Linked DNA regions of Mus musculus: region 2 is linked to region 1. Evidence: chromatin loops called from intact Hi-C (ENCODE). Cell type or tissue: heart. All regions are shown on one strand. Each heading gives the region's core, and the rest is flanking DNA. Links, peaks and the distances in the headings are about the cores only. Region 1 holds the start of Strit1 (small transmembrane regulator of ion transport 1). Region 2 has its middle 21 kb from the start of Gm34240.

Region 1 (5,386 bases), core at 92-5,091:
CATTTGTGGTTTCCCATTGACTTTAATAACAGGACATAGAAGCACCAAGAAATGCCCTAAAAGATCTCCTGCACTCCAGATATAATCTTTCTTACTTCCATTGTCTCCACATCAACCTAATTTCCCCCAAGTAATCAGGATCAGCCATTCTTCCTATCACTGTTATTCTTTTCTCAGTCTGTTGTCTTAAAGCATTAGACACCCCATACAGTTACCAAACCCAGACACTATATTGTGGATGCCAAGTAGTGCATGCTGAAAGGAGCCTGATATGGCTGTCTTCTGAGAGGCCCTGCCAGAGCCTTACAAATACAGAGGTGGATGTTTGCAGCCAACCATCGGATTGAGCTCAGGGTCCCCAATAGAGGAGTTAGAGAAAGGACTGAAGGAGTTGAAGGGGTTTGCAACCCCTAGGAAGAACAACAATATCAACCAACCAGACTCCTTCAGAACTCCCAGGGACTAAGCCATCAACAAAGGAGCACACATGGCTCCAGATGCATATGTAGCAGAGGATGGCCTTGTCCTGCATCAATAAGAGGAGAGGGCCTTGGTCCTATGAAGGCTCTATTGATGCCCTGGTGTAGGGGAATTGAGAACAGGGAGGTGGAACTGGCTGGGTTGGTGGAGGAACACCCTCATAGAGCAGGGAGAGGGAGGATGGGATAGGGAGTTTCCAGGAGGGAGGGAAACTGGGAAAGGGGATAACATTTGAAATGTAAATAAAGAAAATATTCAATAAAAAACAAAACAACAACAAAAAAACCAAACCTAAACAAAGCAAAACAAGCAAGCAAAAGAAACCCAAAGTGGCCAGGGGGATGTCTGAGTTCCTGGTTCAATGGAACATTTGCTGTCACTCCTGGCAGGAGTGGCCCTCCAGGAACCAAAAGTTATAGGCCAGCAGAACTTAAGGTAGTGGGAACAGGAAGCAAATGTTTCCCTAGTCACTAGGGGGAATAGTGAGTGGAACTATTTCCTTTTCTATTCCTTGATTCCTGGACCCGTGGATCCTGGCTATGGGAGAAACTATACCATATATTGAAGGCTGACTCAAAGCATATGCTGCTTTCTGGAGAACCCCAGCCCAGCCATCCAGGATGCTGACACCTAATTGATGCCATAATTGTGTTTTCAAAATGCCTTTTTCATACTTCTATCTGCACAGCTGTTTCAGAATAGAGAGGAACAAGGTAAGACCAGTGGATTCCATACTCATGAAGTGAGTTTCTTGGTCAGAATCAATACTGTGTAGAAAGCTACAATGTTGGACAAGGCCTTCTGTAAGTCCATAGATGGTAGTCTTGGCAGAAGCGTTACATTCAGGAAAGGCAATCCATAACCTGAATAAGTATTTACTACATCAGGGACAAAGTTATACTTTCCATGGAGGAAGTGGTTGAATATAGTCAACCTCTTAACAGGTCACTGGTTGGTCATCCTGGTCAGTGGTACTGTATTTGAGACTTAATTTTTGTCTCTGCTGTTGGTAGATCTGGCACTCAGCTCAGGCTTGGTGATTGGAAGACTATGTATTATTATCTACATCTCTGCTACCATGGCAATTTTTTCTCATGGGCCCATTGGCCAATGCCAGGAATAGGTGAGGAAAGAGGTTGACAGTCAATAGAATAAGTCATTCTATATACTTTATTATTGAATTTCTCCTCTACCGAAGTCAGCTTTTGATGAGCACTTACATGGGGTAGTAGCACGTTCACAGCCTTTTCCCATTTGGAAAGAAGGATTCACATACTTCTTCCACAGATGTGGTTCTCACCAAATTTTCAAACATTCTCTTTCCTATTCCCTGACCCTCTAGCCAATCCATTTGCCAAATTCCACGAATCAGTGAACAATTGCACATCTGTCTGTTTCTCCTAACAAACAAAATGTATGACCATGTAGACTACCCAAAGTTCTGTCCACTGTGAAGATTTCCCTTCGTGGGTTTCTTTTAGGGTGACCACAGAAAGGGGTTTAATGTTGCATTTGTCCACTTAGGGTGGTATCTGCATAACAACAGAACCATCAGTAAAACAGATCCTAGTCTTCCCTTCTTAGTCAATAAAAAATAAGGAATTCTCCATGAGTCTATAGGTATATGCTTGTTAACAGACAACATTATAACAAGAGTTGAAACCATAGGCATTTGGGCAGCTTCTTTTTGTAACGTGCTTGTGTGACAACCAAGAATAGCCATTAGAGTAAATAATGCTGTTGCCACTGAAATCAAGTTGGTACCCTGGCTAGTGAGCTTGGACTTCATTACAGAAGCTGCAAGTTGTAATTTGAACCCAAGTCTCTCCAACTGCAAATCTAACTGATATTTCACCCTCCCTCTTAGGAGGGTGAAAACTATCAATTTCATTTTAATTTGCATATCCTTTCATCGAACATTCTGTTCTTGTATGAAATGTTATGCAAATAAAAATCTGGGTATCTGTACATTGGGAAAACTCAGCTTGCTCACTTGCTTAGGTCATATACATACATAGTCTCTTGTTTCTCCACAATAAAGGTTAAATGGGAGAAAGAGGAGTTGTGCTTTCCAATGACTCCTGTCACCCTGTAGACGATTGGCAGCAGGAGAGCAGCAGCTGCCACACTCTTCAGATATCTCTCTATTTAAAGTTCAAAGAGGTGCAGGATAACAATAAGGAAGAAAGACTCCTGGCCCTGACTAAGCCACCCAACAATAGAAATAATGGCTGAGAAAGGTAAGCTGAAAAGTATAGAGGTTTCTTGGCAAAAATAGCTTTCAGATTAGTCAATTTTATTTTTTAGCATTTGGACCCTGAGAAATGTAGGATCTATGTTAAAGAACCATTAGCTACATATTCTGATGTGGCTGCAAAAGCATTAAATATGCAGTTTTGGATCATGTTTGTAAGATGAATAATTTTGAAATGATCAGTGAAACATAATAATTTCATACACGCTTTTTTGGAAAAGTGAATTGTGAACTACTATTTCTCAGTATTGAACTAGCTCTGAGATCTTGGGAATTGTTGGGCCAGAAGCAAGAACAGTTGAGTGCTCTGTCAGGTCTGCAGGATGGCCGTGTGAGTTTGGAGAGGCTCTCTCACTGCTCTGAGTCTATATTATGACTGTCAAATAAGAATATTGAGCTTAATCATCTCTGATATGCTCATATCTGAATTAAATTTTCTAATTCTTAAACATTATTTCATATTTATATGCTTATATAAAATAACTGATTCCAATATGACAAAATCGACAGACTGAATATATCTTTGTCAGAATCAGTTTTAAAATACATACATGGAAATCTTAGCTTTCAATCCTGACAACAATCTTGTGAGACTTACATATATTACCACCTCCGTTTTCTAGCTAAGGAAATGGAGATTGTGAGGATTAGTATGTGTCCATGTATTCCTCCACAATGAAGTGACCCTAAGAGAAATTCCAGTGGTAGCCAGTTTGATAAGCTTGGAACTGGACAAATAGTAAAGCATTTTGAAAAAGCTCTTGCATTTAAAGAGAAGTTTTATTGATATTTGTGCCATTGATATAAGCAACCTGGGAAGTACATTGAGTTTCATGTATTAGCATTTCCAAATGATGTTTTAATTTATGGTAGAAAAAAAATATTGGTGCTAAAAAGATGACCAAAGCAGTTGTACTTGGTTAAAATGCACAGACTGTTACAATGTCTTAAAATGCATAACAAATAAAGGGATATTTACTTTTAGAGCTCAATGACATGCAAATTTTATTAAAACATGTGCTATAAAATTTTATTAAAATACACATACATTAAACATTTATACTTAATTGGAATGTTTATGCATTTTCAAGTTCATTGAAATTGACAGAAGTACTATATCACTTACATGAATAATTAAAAAGAATACTGTCATGTACTTTCACTCTAATGGTCTCTTAATTCACAAAAAATTCTTTCTCCCAAATGAGAGTGAAGTATGTCTCATAATGTTTGCTTTACCCTTAAAGCAACAGCACCGTCAGGTAAGGAGGAGGAGGAGGTTTCTCCCTTTGGTGGATTCTGCACAATTCGGAGAAGCAAGGGAATCCCATTTTTTTTTTTCAGATAAGAGAGACTTCAAAAACATTGAATCTATTAAGATTCAGTTAAACTTCAGAAAGTTGGCTATTATGAAAGTATCTTCTAATTTTAGAGGTACCACATGTCCCGGTGACTTTATTTTAATAGCATTAACAACCCTTCACATTTGAAGTGATGGAAATTGTAACGGGACTGCACTTGTTAAGAACACCCATTCTCTTTCTTAGCTAATGGCATAGGAACTCATTGTGCTCTTCAATTAAGAGTATGTCTTAGTCTGACATTAATTCTATAAGATGTCTTTCTGAGTTTTTTTCAATCTTTTGGGTGGGGTATATGCATGCATGTTTATTGTATTATAGTAACCTATGAATATAAATTTACAAACTAGACACAAGCAGGAGGTACAAGAATCATTACACAAGTGTCTTTCCTCTGTGTTGGATTATTATTGCCCATACAGCCAAGCTCAGTGCTGGCGGTGATAATAATTAACTTTAAAGAAATATTTTTTTCTGATGGTGATTATGTAAGGAATGATGTTTTCCTTTTCCCGTGAAGTTCAAGATTAAAGTCAGTTATTGAGATCAAGAATAATTTCCAAAACAATCTAATCTTGTATGTTATAAGTAATTCAGTTTAGTAGGAACTACCTCACAGTTATATTGGATTGTTGCTGTGTAAACAGCTGCCCATCACTGAACAAACTCATGAGTATGTCCTGTATACACTAAACATAGGCACCGTGGTTCAAGTTTACAAAGCTTTGCACACACTGAATCATTTGACTGTGGAAGCAACCAGGACAGAGAAACTACAAACTCTACCACCCAGCTGGAAGCTTCAAGTTCAAAATTGCACAAGGTCATGGAACATAAAAGGCCGACTCTGGTTTTAACCCAAATATCTGTTTCAAATATCCAGGGCTTATAATTCATTTGCAGGCTGCCTTCGGAAGAAAATAAGACAAAAACACTTATGTATGAGTCCAATTGTTGCATGCTTTTCCTCACCTCCGCCAGAGATCATTTATTATTTTGCTTTGTAAAGTTGAATGTCAAAAGGATCTAGTGCATCTGTTTTCATTGCTTCTAAGCAGAGTCAACATCACCACACCTCATAGTTCCCATTCTTCTCCTGGTTGGATGGATTGTAGGCTGCATCATCGTTATTTACATTGTCTTCTTCTAGAAAAGTAAGTGTCTTAATAATGGATGTTTGTTTACAACATAATTGTCCTTGAATTGATCTTTCACTGTTTTACTAATGAAATGTTTTGTCATTTAGGGAAGAAGACTTCAATCTGACACCATTTAGAAGAATAAAAATACA
Region 2 (5,386 bases), core at 114-5,113, 66 kb after region 1:
ACAGTAGGTTGGAATGCTTGGGCTTACAAGGTGGGGAAGTACCTGTAATTGAATTACTTATATATTTTTAAAAATCATTTCTTTTGTATTTTGAAACTATAATAACTTCAAGCCTACCCATATACCTCTCCTCATTCTTCTCAAATTCATAGTTTCCTTTTTCATTAATTCTTGACATATATCAACAAGAATATGTATTTCTATTAATTTTATATATTTTTCTGTGAAATATTTTATAATATAAAATTTATAACACATGTTAACTTTAACATAGTCCTCAAATATACACTGCTGAGAATGGTTTTAAACATTTTTCTTGTCTAATTTGTAATTGTAAAGCTTGCTTCAGGTTAAAAAAGAAAATATAAATATTGTGGAATGATATCATGTCAAATGAGCGCTGTTATGGGAAAATAGAGACAAGTCAGTCATCCGCAGATGTTTACTCTGAAGAAGCCACCCATGAAGTTCAGAGTGACATTGAGTTGGCTTCTGCCAGATGGACATTGTAGTGACTACTGGACATCAAAAAGAAGGCAATGCAGAAAGAAACCATTATATTATGACAAAAAAATGTTGAAACACAGATGTACTTAAGCACCTCTGTAATGCCTGGGTCCAGATTGTATATGAGACAGAGAAAAGTTCATAACTCCATGCCAATTAACTAGCTTGGACTTTATGCCAAATATAACAAGGAAGTCACAGTAACAACAAAAAGAAAGTGATATTATTAGATTTGTATTTCAGAAAGAAAACTGGAAGAGGCAGGTGATCTGTGGGCCAAGCATGGTGAAGCTGTCAGAGTCTCTGGCAGAGTAGGTCCCTTCTCAGAGTAGCTGCAATTCAGACACTGGACTGTAGTTGAAAATTTATACTGGGCTAGGTCACTGAAACACAAAGGTTCATAACTTCTGTTAGTTTCACTGTGATTCTGTTTAGTTTCTGTTTCCATGATCTGTCTGTTAATGAGAACGGGGTGTTTAAGTGTACCACTATTATTGTGTGTGGTACAATGTGTGCTTTGAGCTTTAGTAAAGTTTCTTTCATGAATGTGGATGCCCTTGCATTTGGAGCATAGATGTTCAAAATTGAGAGTTCATATTGATAGATTTTAACTTTCATGAGTATGAAGTGTCCTTCTTTATCTTTTTTAATAACTTTAGGTTGAAAGTCCATTTTATTCAATATTAGAACAGCTACTTCAGCTTGTTTGTTTGGACCATTTGCTTGGAAAATTGTTTTCCAGCCTTTTACTCTGAGGTAGTGTCTGTCTTTGTCCCTGAGGTGGGTTTCCTGTATGCAGTAAAATGTTGGGTCCTGTTTACATAACCAGTCTGTTAGTCTATGTCTTTTTATTGGGGAATTGAGTCCATTGGTATTAAGAGATGTTAAGGAAAATAAATTGTTGCTTCCTGTTATTATCTTATTTTAGGTTTGTTGAAAGATTACTTTCTTGCGTTTTCTAGCGTGTAGTTTCCCTTCTTGTGTTGAAGTATTCCATTTATTATCCTTTGAAGGGCTGGATTTGTGGAAAGACGTTTTTGTAAATTTGGTTTTGTCATGAAATACCTGGGTTTCTCCATTTGTGGTAATTGAGAGTTTTTCTGGGTATAGTAGCCTGGGCTTGCATTTATGTTCTCTTAGGGTCTGTATGACATCTGCCCAGGATCTTCTGGCTTTCATAGTCTCTGGTGAGAAGTCAGATGTAATTCTGATAGGTCTGCCTTTATATATTACTTGACCTTTTTCCCTTACTGCTTTTAATATTTTTTCTTTGTTTTGTGCATTTGGTATTTTGATTATTATGTAATAGGAGGAATTTCTTTTCTGGTCTAAACTGTTTGGAGTTCTGTTGGCGTCTAGTATGTTCATGGACATCTCTTTCTTTAGGTTAGGGTAGTTTTCTTTTATAATTTGTTGAAGATGTTTACTGGCCCTTTACGTTGGAAATCTTCACTCTCTTCTATACCTATTATCCTTAGGTTTAGTCTTCTCATTGTGTCCTGGATTTCCTGGATGTTTTGAGTTAGGATCTTTTTGCATTTTGCATTTTCTTTGACTGTAGTGTCAATGTTTTCTATGGTATCTTCTGCACCTGAGATTCTCTCTTCTGTCTCTTGTGTTCTGTTGGTGATGCTTGCATCTAGGACTCTTGATCTCTTTCCTAGGTTTTCTATCTCCTGAGTTGTCTCCCTTTGTGATTTCTTTATTGTTTCTACTTCCAGTTTTAGATCCTGGATGGTTTTGTTTAATTCCTTTACCTGTTTGGTTGTGTTTTCTGGTAATTCTTTAAGAGATTTTTGTGTTTCCTCTTTAAGGGCTTCTACCTTTTTACCTATGTTCTCCTGTATTTCTTTAAGGGGATTTTTTATGTCCTATTTAAAATCCTCTATCATCAGCATGAGATATGATTTTAAATTGGAATCTTGCTTTTCTGATGTGTTGGGGTATCCAGGACTTGCTGTAGTGGGAGTACTGAGTTCTGATGATGCCAAGTAGTCTTGGTTTGTGTTGGTAAGATACTTGTGTTTGTCTTTCACCATCTGGTAATTTCTGATGTTAGATGTTCTTGCTGTCTCTGACTGGAGCTTGTTCCTCCTGTGTGTCTGTAAGCCTGTGTCAGCACTCCTTTGAGACCAGCTCTCTCCTGAGTCCTAGAGTCATAGCATTTCCTGGAGACAAGCCATCCTCTGGCAGAAACAGTGCACAGAGGGCTGTGGAACAGCCCCAACTCCTGGGTACAGATAGAAGCAGGAAGGACCCTGCTCAGTAGCTCTGCTGCTTCTGCAGCCTGTGTGCTCCTGGCTAGTCCCACCTTAGACAGTCACTTGAGAGAAAATGGAGATTTCACCTGAATCCCCAGGGTCAGAGCCCTCCCTGGAGACAATCTCTTCCTTGGCAGGAACAGTGCAGAGCTATATTTTTATTTTAAATATAAATATATGTATTTTAAAGTTATAAAGCTGGAAAAAAGAGACATCAGCTGAATAGCACATTAAAGCAAAGTAATATTTTGGTGAAACAAATTTTAAAAGTGCTGTAGACCATCACACAGCACACACAAACAGTGTTGCATGTAATTTTCAAGTGCACAATTGCTCCTTGCCTAGTGGTGACAACAGCAGTCTCACCCAGCCCCCATGACTAGCTTTGCCAAGACACTTCAGTCTGGTCTCTGTTCTTTGCCCAGTGTCACAAAAGCCATCTCACCCAGTGCCCACAGCTAGTTTTGCCAAACCTCTAATGATTGCCTGACGTTATGCCCTTTTTCTTGTCCACCTGAGTTGCTGCTGATTGAAAACATCAGACAGTCTTAATACTTTAAAACCATCCAGATGACACAACAGCTGGATGAAGAATATCCTGCCCCATCCCCCTTATCCCCCACAGCCTCTACAAACTATGTCTGTCGCTTCCTATCTGTTTTAGTCAGGGTTTCTATTCCTGAACAAGCATCATGACCAAGAACCAAGTTGGGGAGGAAAGGGTTTATTCAGCTTACACTTCCACATTGCTGTTCATTACCAAAGGAAGTTAGGACTGGAACTCAAGCACGCCAGGAAGCAGGAGCTGATTCAGTGGCTATGGACGCATGTTACTTATAGGCTTGCTTCCCCTGGCTTGCTCAGCTTGTTTTCTTATAGAACCCAGGACTACCAGCCCAGGGATGCTACCACCCACAATGGACCCTCCCTCCTTGATCACTAATTGAGAAAATGCCTTACAGCTGGATCTTAGGGATGCATTTCCTGAAGCTCCTTTCTCTGTGATAACTCCAGCTTGTATCAAGTTGACACAAAACCAGACAGTAAACTACATGCTTCACAGCCTGGCCCAATCTCCCTCTCTTTCTCCTCCTCTTCCTCCTGGGACCCAGAAATCCCACATATCCTTCACCCAGTGATTGGCTTCTGTTGTCTTTATTGACCAGTTAAAATGTGGAGAAGGTTCACATGGAATCACCTAAGTACGTCGTGTCTAGTCAGAGCATTCCCTCTTGAGGAAGCAGAATTACCATCAAAATACAAAAAGTACTAGGGCAATCTTTTGTTCCCAAAAGATTCTGATAGATGGATTGAAGGACCTTTAGATACATTTTTTTTCAGAGTGTGGACCAGGGCAAACCAAGCTCCTTCATGTGGTGCCCTCAAGCAATGTCATTAAAAAAATCTATCTATCTATCTATCTATCTATCTATCTATCTATCTATCTATCTATCTAATTATCTACTTATCTATCTATCTACCTACCTACTTACCTATCTATCATCTATAAAATTTAAAGCCTCAAGAACAAAAAAAAAAAAAAAAAAACCCATCTATTCAGTGTAACACTATATCAAAAGGCTAAGAACTCCAAAGTAAATGTATTCTTTGATTTTGTCTTTTGACTGCAAGCAACAAGGACAATGTTTTAGGGCTGCTTAAGTTTTGTAGCTCTTCATTGATCCTAGATATTGATACTCTGATCTATCATTAATAAAGATATTGTTTTCCTGATCTGTGCTAGCTTTCATTCAAGTGATTGTTTTCTTTGCTTTTCACAAGCCTTTTAGTTTTATCTAATCCCATTTGTCAATTCCTAGGATTAGTTCTGTGCTACAGGAGTTCTGTGCAGGAAGTATTGTCTCTGCCTGTATCTTGTAGAATCTTACAGGTTTACTTTTGAGTCATCCACTCTGTTCCATTGGTTTACATGCCCTGGTAGTACTAACTTTGTTTTAACATGTCAGACGGACCCGAACCACATGTAAATCATGTGTCTCCAGACAGCAATTCCATTCACTGCACTTTTTAAAGATAGTAAAATTGTGCTGTGAGCCGGGTGGTGGTGGTGCACACCTTTAGTCCCAGCACTTGGGAGGCAGAGGCAGGCGGATTTCTGAGTTTGAGGCCAGCCCGGTCTATAGAGTGAGTTCCAGGACAGCCAGGGCTACACAGAGAAACCCTGACTTGAATAATCAAAAAAAAAAAAATTGTGCTGTGAATATGGATTCCAAGCTCAAGTGATTGTGGAAATGTTATGGATTCCAAGCTCAAGTGATTGTGGAAATGTCTGAGTTTAGGAAATTAAAATAACTTTCTTCATTGTATTATAGGATGGCATAGAGTTTTTATATTCTAGTGTTCATTCAAATACATATATTGAATATCTATTCAATATAATATATATAATAAAATGAGCCCCATGCTTCAAATTTATTTTTGTTGGTTAAGTTTCTTGTGATATATTAATTAATATCCAGAATAAGTGATCTATAGATGATGATTAGAGAAAGGCTAATGTACATTCATTTTTAAGAAGTTGTTTTTATTTTATGTATGATTATTTTTGCCTGAATATATTTGTGCACCATATGTGTGCAGCATCCACAGAGACTAGA

The links. Peaks named below come from ENCODE experiments on the same cell type or tissue, not always from the same donor. Only the 100,000 strongest peaks of a DNase experiment are listed, where the experiment ranks them.
Region 2: it touches region 1 in a loop (7-fold over the local background); 2 of 42 quality-filtered maps call a loop at or near these places.

The regions. Positions count from the first base shown.
Region 1 is chr3:63,481,149-63,486,534 of GRCm38, reverse strand. It overlaps Strit1 (small transmembrane regulator of ion transport 1), which reads left to right and starts at 2,629. Exons shown (of 3, transcript NM_001369306.1): 1 at 2,629-2,720; 2 at 5,154-5,249; 3 at 5,342-5,386. The coding sequence starts at 2,708. The coding sequence ends at 5,245. In heart, for the core only: no CTCF peak of the experiment used is centred there; a DNase peak (open chromatin) is centred at 2,604.
Region 2 is chr3:63,415,260-63,420,645 of GRCm38, reverse strand. No RefSeq gene overlaps it. Among named protein-coding and RNA genes, the nearest start is that of Gm34240, 21 kb to the left of the region's middle. In heart, for the core only: a CTCF peak has its summit at 856; DNase peaks (open chromatin) are centred at 2,675 and 3,175.